3 separate regions of the Homo sapiens genome follow, and regions 1 and 3 are each linked to region 2. Evidence: chromatin loops called from intact Hi-C (ENCODE). Cell type or tissue: heart right ventricle. All regions are shown on one strand. Region 1 overlaps SCRN1 (secernin 1). Region 2 overlaps GARS1-DT (GARS1 divergent transcript). Region 3 overlaps NOD1 (nucleotide binding oligomerization domain containing 1).

What was found. Peaks named below come from ENCODE experiments on the same cell type or tissue, not always from the same donor. Only the 100,000 strongest peaks of a DNase experiment are listed, where the experiment ranks them.
Region 1: it touches region 2 in a loop (8-fold over the local background); 2 of 110 quality-filtered maps call a loop at or near these places.
Region 3: it touches region 2 in a loop (2.1-fold over the local background); 6 of 110 quality-filtered maps call a loop at or near these places.

Annotation. Positions count from the first base shown.
Region 1 is chr7:29,952,810-29,960,809 of GRCh38, forward strand. It overlaps SCRN1 (secernin 1), which reads right to left. Exons shown (of 8, transcript NM_014766.5): 3 at 2,370-2,551. Among named protein-coding and RNA genes, the nearest start is that of FKBP14-AS1, 32 kb to the right of the region's middle. RefSeq lists an enhancer at 7,856-8,000. In heart right ventricle, no CTCF peak of the experiment used is centred here; a DNase peak (open chromatin) is centred at 3,532; H3K27ac peaks cover 2,486 bases.
Region 2 is chr7:30,560,869-30,568,868 of GRCh38, forward strand. It overlaps GARS1-DT (GARS1 divergent transcript), which reads right to left. Exons shown (of 7, transcript NR_038889.1): 3 at 7,965-8,000; 4 at 2,863-3,130; 5 at 598-1,260. Among named protein-coding and RNA genes, the nearest start is that of GARS1-DT, 13 kb to the right of the region's middle. RefSeq lists an enhancer at 3,711-3,760. In heart right ventricle, a CTCF peak has its summit at 3,614 (motif pointing left); a DNase peak (open chromatin) is centred at 3,593; H3K27ac peaks cover 747 bases.
Region 3 is chr7:30,428,958-30,436,957 of GRCh38, forward strand. NOD1 (nucleotide binding oligomerization domain containing 1) reads right to left here. Exons shown (of 14, transcript NM_006092.4): 11 at 7,041-7,124; 12 at 4,139-4,222; 13 at 417-500. Among named protein-coding and RNA genes, the nearest start is that of LINC01176, 42 kb to the left of the region's middle. RefSeq lists an enhancer at 5,326-5,465. In heart right ventricle, no CTCF peak of the experiment used is centred here; a DNase peak (open chromatin) is centred at 4,404; H3K27ac peaks cover 4,872 bases.

The DNA.
Region 1 (8,000 bases), 610 kb before region 2:
TAAAGATGAACTCAAAAGATCCACTTAAGGTGCAGATGCCTGTGACTCCATCCCCACCCTGAAGAACCTACCAGTGCTCTTCACACCCTTTTTATTACAATAGCTGGACATGGCTAGCCCAAGATGGAGTTAACGTTATATGGTGAAGGTTAAACTCTCACCCTGTCATCTACTCCTGACCTTGCTAATTATCACAATGCCAAGTCTGTGACAAACATATCTTCTGTGTCTACCTCCCTCAGCCTTGCAGCTTCAGGTCAAATGAACCTGCCCCTCAAAGCATTCCCAAATATGACCAGTCTGTGATAATCTGTGAACATCCCGCAGTGTTTGCTGAAGGCCACACCCTGGAATTCTGTGCCATTCACGTGGCATCAAATCTCAGATCACTTTGAGTTACCTCTCTCCTACTATCTTCTTATATTATTCTTAAAATTTCCATTGCTCAATTTTCTTCTTCCTGCAACCAGACTAAAATCCCTTTGAAGCTTTGAGCTGCTTCATGTACCCACAGAGTCTAGAACAAAGTAGATATTCAGTAAACTCCTGTTGCTTTATTGGTTGATAATCTTAAAAAGATATATCAGGTGCTCTGAAGAAAGGCAAAAAATCCTCTTCCACTGTCCCTTAGAAATCAACTGTTAAAATGGTAATTTTGCCTGTTCTATAAGTCTCATACTGCAAATACAGTAAAAAATACTGGAGAGCTGTCAAAACATAAGCTAAAAAAAAAAAAACTTCTTGTTATTCTATACATTTCATTTTGCTAATCAAGAGAAAACTAGCTATATATAACTGGTTTTTAAAAACTGGCTTTTTCTGCCTTTTCCCCAGCTCAGGGAAGCTGCTCCTCCTGAGTTTATAAGAATGAGGAACAGTAAGGAAAGGTAAGGAAGGCAGGAAGTCACTGTGCTACCAAAAGGGTGTCCCTCGCAGACCTCTCCATCAGGTGGCAGAGGAGTGAGTTCCCGAGACCACTGTCTAAATGTGCCATTTCCCCCTACAAAACCAAAATCCAACCCCATTCCTTTTTCTAGGATGTTAGCTTTGGGAGTTCTTCGGAAGTCATCCAATCTAGACCTCATATTGAAAAAATGAGGAAACTGTGGCCCAGAGAGGTGATGTAACTTGGTACATCCACACTGAAAGCCAAGAACTCCAGCTCCCAGCCCAATCTTCTTTCAACTATGTCATGATTTTATTTCATTTCACTATTTCAGGGACAAAAAAAGGCATTTCAGAATGTTGCTTTGTTCCAGCCTACCTTCTACTTTAGTCATTCATTCAAAATTCAGTTATTGATCACTCATTACAGGCCAGGCACACAGTTCCCAGTGCTTATGACACAGCAGTGTACAGACAAAGATCCCTGCCCTATCCAGCTCGCACAGCAGGTTCCTTCTGCTGTGTAGTGGCTGGGAGAGGGGAAAAAGGAAGAAAAAATAACTGAGACATAGAGAGGAAAGGAGGGAAGTGATCTCTGTTCTATTTTTCTTTTCTAGTTTATGATTTTTCATATTTTTATATATATATTATATATTTCAAGTACTATAAAATCCACCCATTTAAACTGTACAGTTCAGTGGTTTTTAGTGTACTCACAAAGTTGTGCAGCCATCACCACAATCTAAGGTTTAGAACATTTTCAACACCCGCAAAAGAAAGCTCATGCCCATTAGGAATCACTCCCCATTCTCTCACCCACACCCAAACCCCAGGCAACCACTAATCTAACTTCCTGCCTCTATGGATTTGCCTATTCTGTATATTTCATATAAATAGAATCACAATATGTGACCTTTTGTGTCTGGCTTCTCTCTCAGTATAATGTTTTCAAGATCATTATGCTTTAGTATGTATCTATACTTGATTCTTTGTTCATTTGTTTTTGATGGAGACTCGTTGTTGTCGCCTCAGCTGGAGTGCAATGACATGATCTCGGCTCACTGCAACCTCCGTCTTCCAGGTTCCAGCAATTCTCCTGTCTCAGCCTCCTGAGTAGCTGGGATTATAGGCGCCTAGCACCACGTTCGGCTAATTTTTGTATTTTTCGTAGAGACGGGGTTTCACCATGTTGGCCAGGCTGGTCTCGAACTCCTGACCTCAGGTGATCCACCTGCCTCGGCCTCCCAAAGTGCTGGGATTACAGGCATGAGCCACCATGCCCAGCCACTTGATTTTTTTTTATTGTTAAGTAATATTCCATTGTAATCCACTCATTTATCTCATCATCTTAAAGTTTCTATCAAAAGGCACACATCATCTTTGGAAGGATTATGTTAAAAAATGCAAGGTTTAGGGAGAAATAAATCCTGTCCCCATTTCCAACCTTTTCTAGGAAGTTGTTTCAAAGAATCACCATGCAGTACCTGACCAGATCCATCCCCAGCAAGGCTTCTATCTCGGCAGCTGGCTCTCTGGTGTTGATGGCTTCATTGGCTATGCACACTCCATGTTCATTGGCTCCCATTTCTGCTCCCCAGAGCCAGGCGGGTCTGCTTATCATTATGGCATAGGTCCTTGGAACTTGGTCGATTGAAATGTAAGTGCACTGAAAAACAAACACAGGAAAGAAAGCGCCATCACCTGTCAGGTACCACCTCATTTCTGCCTGGGTACTTATACTGAACCATCATATTAGTTACAAACAGAGCCAAAAAATAAAAGGCCTTGGGAATACCCTGATTTTTAAGTCTTCACAATGCAGCTCAAAAGTCTCCATGGTGAGTTTCAGACTGTGTGGCTTATGCCAATCTATTCCTGGTGCTCACGTAATAGGGCAATCATCTTGAACCAGGTATTCAGCCAATCATCATCCTGAACATCCTAAGCCTGCCCATTTCAACAGGCACAGGCGGCTGCCAGCATTCACCAATATTGAACACAGCTATTTACGAGCCCTACCTTCAAAAGAAACTTCACCTAGAAGCCTAAGATAGAAAGCAGGTAAAAGGGAAGATCTTTGCCTAAAGAAAGCAGAACCCTGAGTCCCCCTGCAAGGACCCTTTGGGTTTCCTGAAACACAGTTTGATAACCTACATGGTTGCTCTAGTGGTAGAAAACAGAAAAGGATAATAACATTTGCATTTAACTACTGCATTACACTGTGGGATTTCCTGCCTGTCCCATTTGATCCTCACACTAAGACAGTGAGGTGGACACAGAAGGAAACAGTCCCATGGAGGTGCATCTCCAGCTGCTGTCAGAACTGCAGAACACACAACTTAGTGGTGCATCTTACCTTCTCCAGGCTGCAGTGGCTTTACCTGGAAAATGGGGGAGCTAATTTGAGTCAAACTATTTCTTCCCAAGTATTTTTAACCTCAGAACACCTTCTTCACACGAACTCTTACACAGAATCATAAGCACAATAAAATCAGTCAAAGTATGTCCAGGCAAAGGGAGGAAGAGGCCCGGGACCAGGATGTGGGTAACCCTCAGAGTCTCGCCCTCCTGTGCTTCCCTTTCCCCTCCCCACGTTGTGACCCACGGCAGAGGAACCTGCAACTAGCTTCCCCATGGGGGCCTCCTGACTCTGACATTCTACGAGCCTATGACACACCCTTTGTGTGGTGGACGCTGTATTGAATTCAAGTCTCTAAGTTACACAGTGCTCTGGAGCTCTCAAGGGAGAATTTTATCAGCTGCAGGAATCATTTACATTTTAAACGGGGCAGCTGAAAGCAACAGCAGCCTTAGATCTTTCTTTTTTTAACTCAAGACCCAGCTATATCGACTGAATGCAGCCCACAAAGCTATTCTGTATTGATTTCCCATAATCGCTAAACCTCAGGTAAGAGCTGAAACCCGTGTGACACACACACTCACTGGTCAGGTGACTTTGGGTCTGCACAATTCATGTTAAGGTGTTGCTCTGCACTGGGATAATGTCATTTTACTTGATAAATATTTGCAAACTGAAAACTAATTATATCCAGAGGTTTTCAAGAGACTCTTGAATTTTTCATGGCAAACTGACAATAAAATATACTCAAGATTTTCCCTCTATGCAGTTCCCAAAAGTTATTTATTTAAAAAAAAAATGATTCTTGTAGAGCACGAAGCTGGCCAGAGCAGTAATCAAACTCTGCTCCTCTGTGCTCTTCTAAATGGAATTGACGTTTACATCTTAACATTGCACTCTATGTCAAAAAGTAGTCCAGGCATTGACCAACACTTTCCAAAACCCCTGTCCGCACTGAGTGCCAGTGGCAACTTTTGTCTTGAAAACAATGAGTAAATAGGAAAAGAATCTCAGCTTCTTAAGCACAGATTTATCATACAGGTTTTTAAAAGGGCAGAAAAAAAGTAAAAATTAGGAAATGGTTTATTTGTCTTCAAATTCATTTTTACACACTCATTTCCATTTCCCCAATTATTTACAGAACACCAACTACATGCAAAGCATTTTGTGCTAAATGCTGCAAGCAGAAAATCAGTGAGGAGGCCCAGGCCCTGTCCTTTTGGCTGGGGAGGAAGGCAAAGGCGCGCACACAAATTCCTACGAGCCCAGGCCAGCTTCAGTGTCTCCCAGGCCTGCCTGCTTCATTCCTGAAGCATCGTGCCACTGCCTCCTGCTTTGCCCTTCTGATCCACCCAGCCCAGCTCTGCTTTTCCTCTTTGCCGTTCCATTCCATTTATCCCCTTCTGAAATACTACAGAACTGATGGACTTATTACATGTACTGTTTATGTATACTATCTCCCCCAGCTAGAGTGTAAGCCCCAAGAGGGAAGGGGGATATCTTTGTTATTTAGTTCACTGACATGCCCCAAGTCTGGTATATATCAGGCATCAATAAGCCTTTTGTTGGATCGGTGGCTGAATGGATGGCTGGAGAAATTACAAAGCTCTAAGGGAGCACAGAAGGTAAAAGTCCAAAGAAATGAGGAAACACATCCGCATGGTCCGCTAGAGGCTGTATCACGTGGGAGAAATCTGGGTTGACCTTAAAAAATGGGCCAGCCATCAAGGTACTCCAGACAGAGCTAAGGGCTTAAGAGAGGAAGGGGCATGTGAAGGGTCTCTATGGTCCAGAGAGGTCCCTGCTGTGCCATGTGGGGGAGCTGCCATGATGTCATTAAGGCACAGAACTACAAGGGCTTAATACAGATTGCCTGATTAAAAAAATGTTGACAATTGAATCAAAAAGACCAGATGGTCTTTGCAGGAGTTCAAAATATATGCAGCCAACTTGATGTTTTTCAGGCCAAACTCGGAATGGTGAGGAAGGAAGGGGATCCCCAAGTAGCCAGATGGGCCCAATCAGCCCTCCTAAGCACCAGACCGAAAGCCAGGCAGCCAGATCCCTTCACAGGCCCCGAGCCTGGAACACATGCCCCTTGCTGCATCTTTGTCACGGGCCACAGAGCACGGGCCTCATAAGGGCTCTTCTATGACAGCCATTCACACCTGCTCCATTATGTTTTAAATCTGGCTAATCACAACCAGGTGGGGTTGGGGAGGGGTAAACACACTTGTCTCATGTAGATAGACTGGCTACTTAAAATCCCACTTTGGGAGCAGATCTCACAAAATCAGGAACACTTACACAAAATTTAATTAGCTCAACTTGGTAAAGTCAGCCATCTAGAACATGAACTCCACAGCCACTTTTAAATATAAAATCCACCCACCTTTACAACTGCCACATTATTAATGAGCCAGAGAAGTGGGATTTGAGGAAGCAAAAGAGGTTTCTCTAGGTACAAATATCCAAAAAGCACCTGACATCTTCTTTCAGTGTGGCAAAAACAATTTAGTTCCCCAAGTCAAAATTCCTAGCTTAATTTCTATTAGAAAAGAAAAAGAAAAAAGGCAAGTGTTCACCACTTAAAAGATGGATCTTTACAGAGACGGTGCTGGTCTCACCTTTGGTTATTAAAGTGAACTGTGGAAAGAGATGAGCAATTGGTCTTTCTGCCCCATGGCCACTCCCACCCAGCCTTTCATAAAATAAATCTGTCAGCTAGTGTGACTTCTGGGTGCCCAAGTCACATAACAATATAAGAATGCCCAGAGCTGGAGTGTGGGCAAGCATTCTTCTAAATGTCAGCACTGCCCAGTGCTAATCAGGGGGTTTCCAAGGATCCGCCTGTCCTGAGCTTGCCACTCTCTCAGGGACCACCTGCCAGGTTAGGTTGGAGGATAGAAAACATGAGCCTCGAAAAGAACCTAGAGCCAAAGACAAAAACAATTCCACAGAGCAAGCCCTTCATTATTTTGTGAGATTACGTCGAAAATGAAAAGAAAGATCAGCTTCATGCCGTCACTTCACCCCATCCACATTCCAGCACACACTATTTCTGGATATGACCCAGTGAAAGGGGAAACAGAGACACTCACACAATAGACGTTTCAATTAATGAAACACAACCATTGTGCCTTTCGTACTGTACTCAAGATGGTGAACACAACCCTGGCACCACCAGCAAAAACCATTGTGAGATGAGTTGATGAGTCAGCCAAACTTCTTACGGTGGGAGAAGATGGCAAAGAAAATGGGATGCTTTGGAGAGATGTTTTTAGCTTTTAAAACTTTGTAGCTCTAAAGAAGCATTAATAACTATCACTGAGGGTTTTTTATTTATTTAAAATTATATATGTGTGTGTGTGTATGTGTGTATTTTGTTTGTTTGTTTTAGAGATGGTGTCTTACTATGTTGCCTAGGCTGTCCTCCCAATACCTGGGCTCAAGCGATCCTCCCCTCTTAGCCTCCCAAGTAGCTGGGACTAGAGGTGTGTGCCACCATGCCCTCCATGTTTGTTTTTATTTTATTTTTTTACCCCAGTGTCTTGCCTGCTATTTGACTGGTTTTAGGAAATGTATTCTTAAGGTTCATATAAGTTTAAATAAAGACAAAAGAAGGTGCTGAGATCAGAGGGCAACATCCTCAACCACACTTTAGAAGAACTGTTTTTTATTTCACTGAAGCATAAGATCTTTGGGGAGGAACAATGCAAAGGTCTGAGATCAGAAATGCATCTGGGAAAGGGGACATTATGGAAGGAAGCCCTCTGCTAAGCCATGTTCTCTTGGAAGTGAGGGAGACACTTCTGACTCCATACAAGACTGGGGACTCCTGATTCTGGAGCTGACTAGAAGAAAACAAAAAAAGAAAGAAAGGAAGAAAGAAAGAAAGTGGGGGGAGGGAGGGAGGAGGGAGGGAAGGAAGAAAGGAAGGAAAGGAAGGAAGGAAGGGAGGGAGGGAGGGAGGGAGGGAGGGAGGAAATCTGTCCAGTGGTCATGGAGCTTTGCTCAGCTCTCTCTGATTCCAGAATGACTTGTACTTTCCTATTGTAAGAAATAACTTTCAGAATTAAAATTCAGCTCCCCCGACTCCCGCAACATACACACACCCCACACATCACAAATATAGCCTCCATCTGGACAATTTTACTAACAATGCTACCAGCCATCATTAACTGGTAATTTTCTATTCTTCTTGTAAATATTTTCAATGATAAAGAAAGGGGAAATAATCTACCAAAAGCCTCCCCCAAATCATGAAAGTTATATAAACTCATTGACGACAGTGAATCCATACGGTATTTCATGTAGTGGAAAACAGACAAAAATTTAAGCTAATTTGAAAAAAAAAATGAGGAAATGATAAAGACTTTAAGAAAGGAAATAATGGAGACAATATTTATTACCAAAGAAAGACTCTTTTAAAAAATATTATGTGTCAAATCTAACTTTGTTATCAAGAATTCTGTCTCTGTAAATTCTGGTATAATTAGCCTCTTGGACACCAAGTATAAGTAATGTAAACCTTAGCCAAAATCCACTGTTTTTCTGGAAAAGTAGTCTAATGTTGGATCCATTTTTTTCCTAAATAGAAGGTTCAACCATGTAAGAATGGACCTGTACCATCCATGAGCATGCATGCATACACACACACACATCCACACACACACACATCCACACACCATAATCCAGGAAGTTATTCCTCTGCTTCCTCAACACGCCTACCTAGAGGGAGGGCAGGATTTGGGGT
Region 2 (8,000 bases):
AAAAAATGAAACTATTTTGTCTGCTTTACAAAGAACTGTAGGCAGCCAGGAATCGTGGCTCACACCTGTAACCCCAGCACTGTGTGTGGGAGGCCGAGACAGGCTGATCACCTGAGGTCAGGAGTTCAAGACCAGCCTGGCCAATATGATGAAACCACGTCTCTACCAAAAATACAAAAATTAGCTGGGCGTGGTAGCACGTGCCTGTAATCCCAGCTTCTAGGGAGGCCGAGGCAGGAGAACTGCTTGAACCTGGGAGGGGGAGGTTGCAGTGAGCCAAGATCACGCCACTGCACTCTAGCCTAGGCAACAGAGCAAGACTCCATCTCAAATAAACAAACAAACAACTGTAGGCTATAGTAAAGATGCCAACAGTGGAAAATGCCAGTGAACATTATCAGATTGTATTAGAATAACAACATTGGGATCTTCTAGCAAGATTAACTACTACATGGAATTATGTGTCAAAGTTGCCAATTTAAGGACTTATTTTGCCTTCAAAACTTGTTATTTCTGGAACATCACTCATAGGATTTGTATAAAGTATAATGTGCATACAGACTTATTAGTATTTATTTGATTTGCCAGAAAACTCACTGTTAGAAGCAGTCATGCCAGGAACACACTCATAACGTGCAGCAGCTACAGGCCAGGCTGGCTGATGAGAGGCTGAAAGCGTCTCCTCTGTGCCCTTCCGGGAGTGGTTCCCAGAAATGTCGGTCTTAGCCTCTGACCCAGTGTCAGCGTGCTGTTCTCTTGCTCCTCCCCGATGTCAGTGGATTCATTTTTATCAAAAATGTCTTGATGTTTATTGTTAAGCTTGAATTCCCACACAATTTTAGCACTTCCCCCATTTTCTTGGTGTCTCAAGTGATTTTTCTTGGGACTCAGAGTTCAGAGAAACATGCATTTCCAGAAAAAAGCTGGGAAGGGACTCTTGCATGGGAACACTGTCTAAAAGCACTTTCACCTTGGTTTCTGGAAACAGGCACATTGCAAGCTACAGTTTAGGACCTGATGCCACTTTGAAGGTGTGTCAGCTGGACACAGAAAACGAGGTTACGGAAACAATGGTCCCAGCACAGCTCACTCTCCACCACGCTGCGCTCTCTCTCCTTAGTCTTGTGGGGCTGGAGGCACAGTGGCTTAGAAGTGGGGTGACCTGGTTGTGATCAAAAGGCTCCTCCCTCTGTTCACCATCCATGGAAAATGTGCCTCATCTTGCACCACACACCAGTGGAAAAGGGAATTTTAGGAAAACTAGGACAAACAAAAGTTGAATAGTTAGAGCAGAGCCTCTAGTATGGGAAGAACAGTGCTTAAAAATTACAGAAATTGCAAAGTATAAAATAAATAGAACACACTATATGAAATGTAAAACTCTCATGCATCGTTTTCTAAAGAACAGTATCAAAAAGCAAACAATATGACTTCCTTGTTAGAAAACAATTTGGAAAAATGGGTCTTTTTTGCATTTTTGATACAATTTGCTTCAGTAATGCCACTGATCGCAATTTATTCTAAGGACGTGATTCTAAATGCACAAAAGGAGATTTATACATATGGATGTTGATTCAACTCTTCCCTCTCTCCACCCAGAGCAACCAGGCATGAGCTCATCCTCAAAGCTGGGCACACGGGGCCACTGTCCCAGGATGCTGGGTGCTTGGCCCTGTAAAGGATGAGGAAAGGAACAGCTTTTCATTGCAGACAGTGGGGTCCGATAAGGCTGTTCTGGCCACTAGATGGTGGTTGTGTTTATCGAAGACTACTGGATGCCTGCCAAATATCTGTGTTAGTCCATTTTCACACTGCTATAAAGAAATACCCAAGACTGGGTCACTTATAAAAGAAAGAGGTTTCATTGACTCACAGTTCCGCATGGCTGGGGAGGCCTCCGGAAACTTACAATTATAAGGTCATGCTTTGGCAGGAGAAAGAGAAGCAAGTACCTTCTTCACAAGGAAGCAGGAAAGAGAGAGGGTGCACAAAGGGGAAAGAGCCCCTTATAAAACCATCAGATCTCGTGAGAAACCCCTCACTATTATGAGAACAGCATGGGGCAAACCACCCCCATGATCCAATCACCTCCCACCAAGCCCCTCCCTTGACATGTGGGGATTACAATTGAGATATTGAGCTTGGAACGCAGGAGGCGATGCTTCTGCCCTCTTGACTCTGGTTAGAATGTGCATCAGGTGAATCCTGTTTAGTCCTGGTTGCTGAACCACAGAGGGAGTTGAACATACTGGAGCTTATCCAGGCAATATGACCGTCAGGAAACTGCATCACTGAGGAAGTTCTGAGGGAGTTGGAACTAGACAGTTTAAAGCGACGGCCGGACAAGCTAGTGTCTCCTAGGAGCCAATGGCTAAGGGCAGAGGGAGCAGAGGGGTTCTGTATGGCCCTGGAGTGCAGAGCAAGTATCGGTGAACCGAAGTTACAGGGAGGCAGATGTTTGTCTAAGACAAAGAATCTTCTCGGGGTCAGAGCTGTCCGTGTGGACCGGAAGCCTGGGGAGGGAGTGAACAGCACAACCTGAGAGAAGTTTGAGAGGAGGCTGAGGAGTTCCTCTGCTCCCCCAGGAAGTGTGGAGCAGAAACCACATCTCAGATGCCCGCAGGAGCCAGGTGAGTCATCAGGAGGAGTGGTACAGCTACAGGCACACACATTAGAAATTAAAACCAACAGCAGCATCAATAAATACTGTGCAGTCCAAGCAAAACCTGCTGTGGAGGTGGGATTCAGTGACGCCCAAACTCTGCCGTGGAAAGTGGACGGGGGAGTGTATTGGTTTCTTGGGGCTGCCGTAAGAAACAACCACAACTGGGGGGCCTAAACCACAGAAACTCACCGACTCACCGTTCTGGAGGCTGGAAGACCAAGATCAAAGTGTTGGCCGAGCCATGCTCCTGCTGAAGCCGCTGGGGGAGGCTCCGTGTAGTTTCTGGGAGCCCCAGGCATTTGTGGCGTGTGGCAGCATCTCTCCGATCTCTGCCTCCATCTTCACACGGCGGTCTCTGCTCTGTGTGTGTCCAGATTTCCCTCTTCTTAATAAGGACGCTTGTCCCACTGGGTTCAGAGTCCACCCTACTCCAGCATGAGCTCATCTTCATTTAATTAAATGCATCTGCAATGACCTTTCCTGAATTAGGTCATACCCTGGGGTGACTTTCTCTTTTTGGGGGACACAATTCAGTTCCTAACAGGGAGTCTGAAGTCCACCCTGCTGGACACTTGTCAGCCTGGAACAACACCTCGCTTTGGAGGGGCTTTTGGCTTATGCGTGGGTTTTTGCCTGTCTCATATTCCTTGCTTGAGTAAGCTTCCTCCTTCCCACCAAACTGCGAGGTCCCAGCACCATTTAGTGGCTGAACCACCTTCTCTCTGCAGAAGAGGAATAGGGCATCTGGGATGCCGTAAGTAAGAGCTGAGAGGGGCTTGGAGGACCTCTCTGAGGTCCCTCTCCGGGGGCGGGACCTCTTCTGCTTGGAACCCTCTGGCTCAGAGGCAGGCACTGAAGGCTTCTGGAGGCAGAACCTGTGCATAGCTCCCACACAGCCCTGGCCTTGCTCAGCTGTTGATTTGTGGGTAGCTGCTGCCCTCTGCTGGACAGAGTGAAACGTGCTCTCCTTCCATTTCCTAGGACTCTTGTCTCCCTATCACAAGTTCCATTTCCTTCCTAGGACTCTTGTCTCCCTATCACCAGTTCCATTTCCTTCCTAGGACTCCTGTCTCCCTATCACAAGTTCACAAACTCACAGAGCAGAAAAGGGCCAGAAGGTCGGCAGGCCCAGCCCCATTATTCAGAGGCGGATACTGAGGCCAGAGAGGGGAAAGGCCTTGTTTAAGGTCACACAGATAGTTAGAGTAGGAGCTGGGACTAGAAATGGGTGGCCCTCCCTCAGCAGGGTCTGGAGGTGTGGGGTCCTGGAGGAGAAAGAGAAGGCACCTTACTCCTAGTAGAGACACCAGAAGGCTGGTGGGCAGTGTAACCAGGACCACCAGGTCAGCCCACCCACGTAGGAAAATCCCCTATCAGGCTGTGTGAGTGATCCCAGCTTTGCCTAACTCCACAATCCTAAAAAGTCACCTATAAACAGAATCTTTGTCAGTCAGATTATTTTCCCCTCTACCACCTTCTGTGTCCCAGATGCAGTTTTTGTGGCTGTTACCAATTTCATCATACAAGGCCCAGGGAGAGTATAGTAGGGCAAGCGCATTGCTCTAACAAATAGACCCCAAATGTATAATAACTCAAAGAAAAGGGAAGTTTACTTTTTGCTCGTTAATAGTTCAGTGAGCCTAGCAGAAAAGGGAGGGGAATGGCCGGGCGCCGTAGCTAAAGCCTGTAATCCCAGCACTTTGGGAGGCCGAGGCAGGTGGATCATGAAGTCAGGAAATCGAGACCATCCTGGCTAACACGGTGAAACCTCGTCTCTACTAAAAATACAAAAAATTAGCTGGACATGGTGGCAGGCCCCTATAGTCCGGGCTACTCGGGAGGCTGAGGCAGGAGAATGGCGTGAACCCGGGAGGCGGGGCTTGCAGTGAGCCGAGATCGCGCCACTGCACTCCAGCCCCGGTGAAAAAAACAAGATTGTCTCCAGTGGCCCTTCCTCACTTGGGTACCACTGAGTCTCTGATAAATGACTTAGTTATCAGATTTGGTTTCTAAATTTGGTGGATGTGGAGACAGAGCTGTGATCATCTTTGGTGCCCTATTAATTCCAGACTCTTTAAGTAGATAGCATATGAGAGCAGAGTTCACCTTTTCCACCCAAAGAATGTTACACCTCTCCAGGATGGTGCCGCAGGAACCTCCACTCTGTCTAAATACTGAGACATCCTCTGGCTGAGCCTGATCAGAATATGAAATTGAGGCAGGAAAAAAGTTTGGACCTGAAATTTTCTTTTTATCTTGAAATGGCAAGTGAATTTAGTCTTTGAGCTTTCATTTCCTACTGGGAATTTCATAATGGTACATTGTTTCTATTACACTGTAGGGCATCTTATTGTTGGCATTTTATTATTGGGGTATCTTAATTTGTCATTTAATCTCCCTTTGGAACATGGGATGAGCTCTCTCAGACCATGTTGTTCCTGGTCCAAGCCGAGGGTCAGGCTGCTGATTCTCGCGGCCCAATAACAAGATGCAGTTGAACTGGGAAGGAAGGAAGTTTATTTTTGTAACCGGGTACAGGGAGAAGGCCTGGAATATATCACCAGACTAACTCAAAATTACAAAGCTTTCCAGGGTTTATATACCTTCTAAGCCATATGTCTACATGTAAGTGTGCATTCATCTAAAGACGTAAGTGATTAACTTCTTCTAATCCATAACTAAGGTGTGAAGACCTTCTTCTGGAGCCTCAGTAAATGTATTGAATCTAGATGGGTCCAAGTGCTGGGGTGATTACCCTTATCACATCTCCTGCTAAATCACGGAGGTTTGAGGAGTTCATTTAGACCTCCAATAAAACTTGTGTCTTCAGACCCCCAGTAAAAACTTTTCTTTTCTTTTTTTTTTTTTTTGAGATGGAGTCTCACTCTGTTGCCCAGGCTGAAGTGCAGTGGTGTGATCCCAGGTCACTGCAACCTCCGCTTTCTGGGTTCAAGCGATTCTCCTGCCCCAGCCTCCTGAGTAGTTGGGACTACAGGCTCCCGCCACCATGCTTGGCTCATTTTGGTACTTTTAGTAGAGACAGAGTTTCACCATGTTGGCCAGGAGGCTGGTCTCAAACTCCTGACCTCAGGTGATCTGCCTGCCTCAGCCTCCCAAAGTGCTGAGATTATAGGTGTGAGCCACCGTACCCAGCCAATAAAAACTTACTTAATCCTAAATGGGTCTGGTTAAGAATTCCTTCCTCCTCTTGTCATGGTTCAAGGCACAGGAAAGACTTAGGCAAAAACTTGTGGTGGGCTTTTGTTCTATTCCAGCCTTTGTATAAGGTTACTGGCTCTTTCAACTTTTAATATTTAACTTAACCACTCAGTCAGCGCTGAAACAGTTGTTACAGAGGCCTGCCTGTTCAGCTGCTAGAGAGACCTAGGATGCCACAGTGTGGATGGGTAGAATTTGGGATGGGAAGTAGACTAAGGAGGGAATTTTCAGCCAAGGGTACAGTGTCCTTGGAGAGAATTTGATGTATACATTTTAACTGTTCCAGCCTCAACTGATGCTTGGTTCATCTCCCAGGACTCTGCTTTCCCCACAGTCCTCTCCAATGGGTGATCCTTCATCCCTGGGCTGCTCTAGACCACAACCTCTGTGTCTTGGGTAAAACCTTGCTCCACTGAAGTTCTTGGCACTTCCAGTCTAGTCAGTGCCCACCATCTGCCAACCTCCTACTGTCTGCCTTCATCAGTGAAGACCGTAATCATAGGCTCTCAGCTTCCTTCCCACTCAGAAGCCTCCCGTGACCCTGGATGACATCAACACATTCCCATGAAGGGCCGTACTAACACCCAAGCCTACCCTATTGCTTCAGTCTCTTGACCTACAATCATCCCCATCTCCACCCACATTAATGACAATTCTCATGGCAAATAATGACAATTTGTCATTATTCAGAAATGTACCGTTTCTGAGATATAGGTTTATTATCCCTAATCTGAAAATCTGAAATTTGAAATGCTCTAAAATCCAAAACCTTTTGAGCACCATTGTGATGCTCAAAGGAAACAATCATTGGAGAATTTTGGATTTCACGTTTTCAGATTAGGGGTGCTGAACCTGTATAATGCAAATATTCCAAAATCTGAAAACATCTGAAATCTGAAACACTTCTGGTCCCAAGCATTTTGGATAAGAAATATGCAACCAGTATTACCTTCAACATCCCACTCTCTCTAACTGTAAACTTCCATCCTTCTAGCTCTCTAATTTACTTATTTCTTCACTTCTCCTTGTAAATGTTAAAGGAAAATAAATCTTGGGACCTCAAAGTCACTAAGCCAAAGGGAAAAGTCAATCTGGAAACTGCACGCAAACCTGCCTCTCATTATATTCCTAAACAAGATAGCTAGACAGAACTCAAAGTCATCCCTCTGCTCACGTGAGACAAATGCATAGCTGATTGCTTCCTTTGCCCTGTTGTTTCACTGAGCCAGGCTAAGGCTTAAGTGATTAGTCCTGTAAATTGTGTATTCAGTGAAAGGCTTATTAGAAACTCAAAAGAATGCAACTGTTTTTCTCTTATCTACCTATCACCTGGAAGCCCCCTCCCTGTTTCCAGTCATCCCACCTTTTTGGACCACCTGATATATGTCTTAACATATATTGATTGATATCTCATGTCTCCCTAAAATGTGTAAAACCAAGCTGTGCCCCAACCACCTTGCACACGTCAACAGAACCTCCTGAGGCTATGTCATGGATGTGTCCTTAACCTTGGCAAAATAAACTTTCTAAATTGACTGAGACCCATATCAGATATTTTGTGTTCACAATTGGTAATCACAGAGGGATTCTGAGTGAAGATGCCTCGATCTTTGACAAATCTCCTATCAGTGCGTGGTAGCAGCCTGAGCTGTCTTTATGGCTGAAACCAATAGGACAATTGGCTGAGGCCTGGGAGCCACCCCACCCCCAGAGAATCCCTGATCTCCCCAAATTTGTTGAGATCTGAAGTTTATTTTGCTGTGCAACTCCTTTTTTGGAGTTTTACTTGCTTCCAACAAGGAAGGCAAATTTTCCTGCGTCCATGATGATGGAAGGCAGGTAACTCCTTTCTGGAGTTTGAGCTCGTTTCCAGCAGGGAAGATGAGTTTCAGTTTTTTCCTGCTTCTAGGATGGGAGAGAGCAGACTTCAGCCTGAGACTCATTACTAGGTAAGTAGCTGAATTGGAGTTTTGTCTTGGCTAGAGTTAAGACTAACAGCCAGCTGGTCTTAATTTCTCCTTACTATTAGAGCACTCAGTGACCACATAAATTGTGTGATTGTTTGTTTGTTTCACTTAACTGTTTTTGTTGTTGTTGTTGTTGCTGTTTGTTTCTG
Region 3 (8,000 bases), 130 kb before region 2:
ATGTCTTACGGAACCCAGAAAAGGGGAAGAATGAGCTCCAAACTCCTGGCCAACACAGTCATCTCTCAATTGCTGAGTCCCAGGGGGATTTACTTCCACTAGGAAATCATTTCACTGGCCACTTCCCCCATCCCACCCAATGAAGGTAGATGAGGGCGGGGGCCCAGGGCAGGAGAGCACAGAATATGGAATCAGGCATTCTGGGCTGAATTCTAGCTTCTCTCGTAGTGACCTTGGGCAACCTTATTTCACTGGTCTGGGCCTCTGTCTACCTCTGTAAAACAGAGGTAATACCATTACTGTGCAGGGTTGCTGGAGGAATAAACAGAAACCACCCTGCGTTGTGCCTTGCACAGTCAGTGGTGGTGAGTAAACAGTCACTGGTGTTATTACTGTGACAAACGCTGGGATCTTACCAAATCTCTGTTATGCCAGTGTTGCTCTGTAACGCATCTGCCAGCTGGGCAGTCCCCTTAGCTGTGATCTGATTCTGGATAAGCCTGAAAGAAGAACATAACTTGTATAAAATCCATAATACTGGATCAAATTTGACCCCTTCGTAAGGGAGTTGCAAGGGTGTTTTGGGATAAGAGACAAGTTGGTCAGGGGAAGAACTGAGTCCATGTGACTTTGTATCTGGCTAAAAGTGTCCAGGTAAGATCCACTAGAGTAAAGGATAGCTTGATATTTTTTAAATTTTCTGTTTGTTTTTATAGTGAACATAATGTAATACATGAACTGATGTGTGTGTTTGCATTTTTCACTGCAGAGGTGCATAATCAAAATATTTGGGGCCGGGTGCAGTGGCTCACACCTGTAATCCCAGCACTTTGGGAGGCCGAGGTGGGTGGATCACGAGCTCAGGAGATCGATACCATCCTGGCCAACCTGTCTCTATTAAAAATACAAAAAAATTAGCTGGGCATGGTGGTGTGCACCTGTACTCCCAGCTACTCGGGAGACTGAGGTAGGAGAATTGCTTGAACTGGGAGGTGGAGGTTGCAGTGAGCCAAGATCGTGCCACTGCACTCCAGCCTGGGTGACAGAGTGAGACTCCATTTATATTTTTATATATATTTGGGAGACCACCAATCTGAACAACAAATTGTAAGAAACACACCATGGGACAGGAAGTCTGACGTCTCCTTCCAGGTAGCTAGGGAAAGGCAAGGCAGGTTTTAAAGTTAAGAGGCTACCAACATGCAAGAGGGAGGGAGGAGAAACAGTTATGCTGCCATGAAATAGTTCTCATGAATAGTTCTCATGGGGCTCAGTGGAAAAGCTTTAATAATGGGGACTCTGAGAATGCACCCCATTGTTCTGGGTAGCAGTGATTCAAATGAAACAAAGTTTTCAGCTATCGCTAGGAAGCCAGGCCTCTCCTGAAATGCTCCCTTGGGCAGCTACGCTTCTAACCCAACCAGGAAATAAATGCATCAAGAGGCTGTAGTGTCTCCGCTTCATCACAGAGTCATTCCCTGCTCCTGGCTGTTTGTAGAATAGGCTCCTGCTAAACATGACCCTTAGAAATCCTGGCACTGACCCAAGAAGGAAGCCCTTACCAGGAAGACGAGGGCCCTATGCTGTCATGAATGAAGAGGACTCCCTCGTGAGAGGCAGTATTGCAGAGCGGGTGCAGCTCCTCTTAAACCCTCCCTCCCCACTGTTCAGCTACAGAACCTTGAAGAAATAAACGCATCTGTCTGTGCCTCAGTTGTGTCATCTGTAAACTGAGAATAACTATAAGAGTGCCCCCCATCCACTGGGTGTGTGAGATTTCAAGAGGAGGGTATTAGGCACAGTGTCCAGGGGGAAGGGAGCTCTTGTCACTGTTACTGCCCAAGCACACAGGACCACTGGTGGCTGGGCTGCAGCCAGGATCTGGTGCTCCCAGCCATACCCCACAAGGGCTAGGGCCCCTGGGTTCAATGGCAGAGGTAATGACCTTCCCTTTCAAAAGGGACAAAAATAGAACCAGGAAGTGGGCACCAAGTTCTGTATTCAGTTACACTCTGCTGTTTTCTAGTCACCACTTAGGCTTTTTTGAAGGCAGGGAAGGCAGCCTCCAACCAAGATGTGGCAGGAGGCCAGGAAGGAGAGCACCTAATGCCCCTAAAAAGCCTGCAGTGTCCAGGCACATCCACCCACTCGGGCTGCCTTCACTAGGGCCAGTGCAGGTTGGGAATGCACAAAGCAGCCAAGACTCTCTTTCTGACCCTGTCCTAGCTCTGCTCTCCCTGGAGAGGCTGGCCTGCACTTAGGGAATGGGATCAAATAATTCTGCAGGCTAAAAAGGAAAGAAAAAACAATATGTAGCAGAGTCTAGTCTTTTTGCAGAAATTGACAAGGTGAGTCTGAATTCATAAGAAATGCAAAGAACCCAGAATGGTCTAAACAATCTTGAGAAAGAAGAACAAAGTAGAACTCACACCTCCTGATTTCAAAATGTACTACACAAAGCTACAGCAATGGTCCTGGCATAGGAGAGACATATAAATCAATGGACCAGAACAGAGAATTCAGAAATAAACCCATACATTTATGGTCAATTGATTTTTGACAAGGGTGTCAAGGCCATTCAATAGGAAAAGATAATCTGTTCAACACGTGGTGCTGCCGGGACAGCTGGATATCCACGTGCAAGAGAATGAGGTTAACCCTCACTTTACACTATACAAAAATTAACTCAAAATGGATTGCAGACCTATATGTGAGGGGAAACAACTATAACGCTTAACAGAAAACTTAGGTGGAGTTCTTTGTGATCTTGGATTAGGCAATCATTTCTTAGATAAGACACTGAAAGCACAAGCAACCAAAGAAAAAAATAGATAAATTGGACTTCATCAAAATTAAAAACTATTGGCCAGGTGCAGTGGCTTTTCGCCTGTAATCCCAGCACTTTGGGAGGCTGAGGCAGGTGGATCACCTGAGGTCAGGAGTTCAAGACCAGCCTGGGCCTAAATGGTGAAACCCCATCTCTATTAAAAATACAAAATGAGACAGGCATGGTGGCTGATGCCTGTAATCCCAACTACTCAGGAGGCTGAGGCAGAAGAATCGCTTGAACCCAGGAGGTGGAGGTTGCAGAGAGCTGAGATCATGCCACTGCACTCCTGTCTGGGTGACAAGAGCAAGACTCCATCTCAAAAAAAACAAAAATTAAAAACTGTTGTCCTTTAAAGGTCACTATCAAGAAAGAGGAAAAACTCCACAGAAAGAAAGAAAATACTTGCAAAACCTGTATCTAGTAAAGGTCTAGCACCCAGAATATATAGAGAACCCCTATAACTCAGCATTAGAAGACAAACCCAATTTTAAAATGGGCAAAGGATATGGAGACATTTCTCCAAAGAAGCTATACAGACTCCCAGTAGGCACATAAAAAGACATTCAACATTGTTGTCATCAGGGAAATGCAAATCAAAACCACAATATTACTTCACATCCACTAGTATAACTAGATTTTAAAAGATGGACAATAATAAGTGTTGGTGAGGATGTGGAGAAATTGGAATCCACATACATTGCTGGCGAGAATGTAAAATAGTACATCCACTTTAGAAAACAGTTTGGTGGCTCCTCAAAAAGTTACAGAATTGCCATATGACCCAGAAATTCTATTCCCAGGTATATTCCCAAAAGAGATGAAAACATATGTTCACCCAAAAGCATGAACAGGAGTGTTCACAGTAGCATTACGCATAATAGTCAAAAAGTAGAAACAACCCAAATGTCCCATCAACTGATTAATAAACTGCAAAATTTCCTTAGAGTGAATTATCATTTAGCCATAAAAAGGAATGAAACATGCTAGAACACAGAGACAAAAGGTCACATATTGCTTGATTCCATTTATATGAAATGCCCAGAGTAGGCAAATCCATAGAGACAGAAAGCGGATTAGTGGTTGCCAGGGTCTGGGGAGGAGGACAGGGAGTGACTGCTTAATGGATACCAGGGCTTTTTGGAGTGGGGAGGAGGAGTGAAAATGTTCTAGAATTAGGTGGTGATGGTTGCACTAAAAACCTCTGAATTGTATACTTTAAGAGAGTGAATTTTACAGTATGTAAATTTTATCTCAAAAAATACTTTTGAAAAGTAGCACAGTCTGAAATTGTAAGGCTCTCTGAGTTACCATAAATGCTTTAACGTCTGGTTGACTTTCAACATTTCTGCCAAACTCTCTGCCACTTCATCGTTGAGTTCATTTTGGGTCAGCCTAAGGAAAAAAAAGGAAGTATTTACTCAAGAGAGCCTACTTGGCAGACATTGTTTTAGAGTTCACAGGAGCGGGAGCTCAGCCCAAGGCTCTCCAGCTATGCAGATGATCACTTGCTGAGAACCCAGAAAACAGCCAGGCTCCAAGCCCAGCCTGTCAGCCCCACAGAAGGTCAATGGGACTCATTTTTAATGCAAATCCTGTACCTGGGCTCCTATTTCTTAGCCCAGCTACCTGTAGAGGAGCCCACCCTCCCTCCCCACCTTTGCTGAGCCCTCAGATTTCATGGAAGATGGGGGCCCACGGAAAACAAAGGGCCAATGCCTGCTTCTCAGTTCTCCTCTAGTCCCAGGGTCCCTTGAACACCACTGACAGTGTGTTATCCAAGTTAGTTTGAAGACCTGAAACAGTCACTGACTGCACATTAAAATGTGTTCAGTACTTTGCTCTCAGTTAACTTGTGAGGGACCCAAGTTAAGTGACTGAAAGTTCAGGAAGTCTCTCAATGGTCCTTAGAACCAGAAGTGGTCTGGATAAAGCACCAAAGCTCCTTGGTGTAAACAGGGTAGGACCCACTTGTGCCAGTGGACGAAAGAATCATTAGGAAGAAGAATAGAACAGAAAGAACATTTAAAAAAAAAAATTCCTTGAAGGGCAGTTTGGATGTGCCTGCCCAAATTTTTAATGTGCTTCATTTTAAGACAATCAGACTTCTAGAAATTTACCCTACAGTGTGCAAGGATATACACACAAAGCTTTATACATTGCAGCATGCATTGTGGTATTATCCTAATGTAAAATCTGAACAAATTTAGATCAGAAACAACTGATGAAATATATTGTGATATCTATTCGAGATGTTGTGCAGCTTGTAGGGAGAATGAGGTAGAATGAGGAGGGAGAAGAACACAGCATTGACATCTACTCCGGACTCAGCCTGGGCAGGTTTGTATCACCCACCAGCAGGGTGACCTCGGGCAACAGGCTTAAGTTCTTTGGGTCTGAGTTTTCTCACTGGTGAACGTTAACAGTAGAGATCGTATAGAGTGGTTGTGAGGCTGAGTGAGTTAACACAGGGAAAAAGTGTAGAATAACACATGGCATGCAGTCAGCACTTGAGGGCTTCTAGGTGTTGACATTACTACTATCCATGTGATTTCACTCTCCATGGGGCACCTGGCCATGTCCGGAGGCATTTTTGATCCTCACCACTGGGAGGTACAGGGCAGAGATGCGGCTAAACCGTCTATGATGCACAGGACAGCCCTACCATAATAAAGAATCACTTGGACCAAAATGTCAACAGCATCAAGATGGAGAAACCCTAAAGGAGACATGTAAAGTATGTGATTACAATATTTTTAGAGCCACTGCTTGAATGCTATTCTGTTTTGCATATCTTTGAACATACATAGAACAAAAGGCTAGAAAGGAAAGGTTATTTTGGAAAACACAAAGGGAGGTACTTTCACTTCCTCCTTTTAGCAGGAACTTTAGGAGGTACTTTCATGTCCTCCTTTAGTGTCTTACATTTTTTCCAAAAAACATAAACTACTTTTCAAAATGTTAAATGATTTGTTGAGGGGAAAGAATTTAAAATGCACTTACTGGACAGCAGGCCTAATGTCAAAACTCTCTCATGAAGAGGATATTGTCATTATTCTCAGTAACTAATTTAGCAAGATCAAATGAGCACTGGGCTCTGAGTAGATGATAGGGAGGGTTGTAATACAACTCCCTCACTTAACCTGTAAGGAATGTTTTTTTTTTTTGTAGATAGAGGGTCTCGCTATATTGCCCAGGCTAGTCTCGAACTCTTGGCCTCAAGCGATCCTCCCACCTCAGCCTTCCAAAGTACTGGGATTACAGATGTGAGTCACTGCTCCCAGCCACCTGTATGGAATTTATGATACAGAGATGTAAATACAAATAAAGCAAAATAAAACATTAAGTGGCCATAAAAAAGGGAACACCAACAAAAAACACTCTCAGGAGGCCACATCCACTTAGTAAGTGCCCTAGAGTGCAGAGAGGGAGCGAGGACTGTGGGCTTCAGGTGACAAGTGACAGATGAGCTGGATGGAGCATAAAGGCCAAACCCTGATGTGAAGACCTGGGGAAGGAGGAGGCTGCCTGGGGGAAGGCAGATGAAGAGGAGGAAGGGAGAAAATTTTGAGCCAAGTGTGTGGAAGTTGGCCTCTGCTAAGCACATCTGAAGGTATCCAAGGATACCTGGATAGCTTGCATGGCCAGCGTTCTAGTTCTCCTGGGGCCTAGAAGGCCAAGGCCTCAGATCCAGGCTCCCGGAGCCCACTTCCTCCTCCTGTACCTGTTTATGCTTGTAGAAGTGGCTATTCTCTTCTCTAGGAGGAAATTATCAACTTAACTGAAAGGCCTAGAGCCTTTCCAATTGGGAGACACCTTTTCTGTTAAGATTCCAGGCCATGTGCAGCCCCTGGGATAATTCCTGGGACCTAAACCCTCCAAAATGACTCTGTGCCAGGTGCAGTGGCTCACACCTGCAATCCCAGGGCTTTGAGAAGCCAGGGCAGGAGAACTGCTTGAGCCCAGGAGTTCAAGACCAGCCTGGGTAACATAGCAAAACCCCATCTCTACAAAAAATTTTAAAATTAACTGGGTGTGGTGGTGCATGCCTATAGTCTCAGGACTCGGAAGGCCAAGGCGGGAGGTTCGAATGAGCCTGGGAGGTGGAGGCTGCAGTGAGCTGAGATCACACCAATGCACTCAAGCCTGGACGACAAAGCAAGACCCTATCACAGAAAAACAAACAAACAAATGAAATGACTCGAGCTATTACCACAGTATTTCTAGAGACGTGTTCTGCTGCAGGGCCCTCGCAAGGCTCTTTCCTCCTTCTGTGGAGATGCCGTTGGACGCAAGACTAGGAAGGAACACACTTGGGGTGAATTATTAAAGACACATCTACATTCAATCTTAGCTTCAACATCAGAACAGCTGGGAAGCCTCTGCCTGGCTGTGGCCCCAGCCCAGGCTCACTCGGGGCAGGATGCAGAAGTGTTCAGCTGCAGCAGTAGTGCCCAGGCGCTGCTGCCCCAGAGCCCACACACAGAGCACAAGGGCAGGCTGGACGGGAAATGGGTCATCAGCACAGCCTGCTCACACAACAGTGGGCTGGGGTCGGCACCTCAGGTTTCTGCACATGGGCAGGAGGCTGGCGAGGCCTGGCAAGCTGTCCTTCTAAAGGCTGGCCCCATCAAGGTACCCCATCTGCAAGACCTGGCAAAGTCTCTTCTGCTACTGTCCCCACCTTCTTGGACTCTTTTTCAGTGGTAGGAAGAACAGCAGCAGAGCCGTGGACATACCAAGGTCCCAAGATTTGGCCAGCAGCCTAAGCGGGGGCTGGGTAGGTGCATCCCCATTTATAGAGAGGAAGAGTCCCTCTTTTCCAGCATCATCCTGAGGACAAGGAAGGGGCAGGAATCTGCTGGCCAGCATCTTATTAAGTTTCATCTGCACTTAGGAAACCCTCCCTCTACCAGCAAGGGACATGCAGGGATGGCTGAGGGGCTGGAAATGTCCTCTGTCTTGATGGGGGTGGTGGTTGGCTGGTGTGGGACACATGCAGAATTCACTGAGCTGAATAAACACTTAAGGTGATTCCTCAGGGATCTAGAACCAGAAATACCATTTGACCCAGCAATCCCATTACTGGGTATTTACCCAAAGGATTATAAATCATTCTGCTATAAAGACACAAGCACATGTATGTTTATTGTAGCACTATTTACAATAGCAA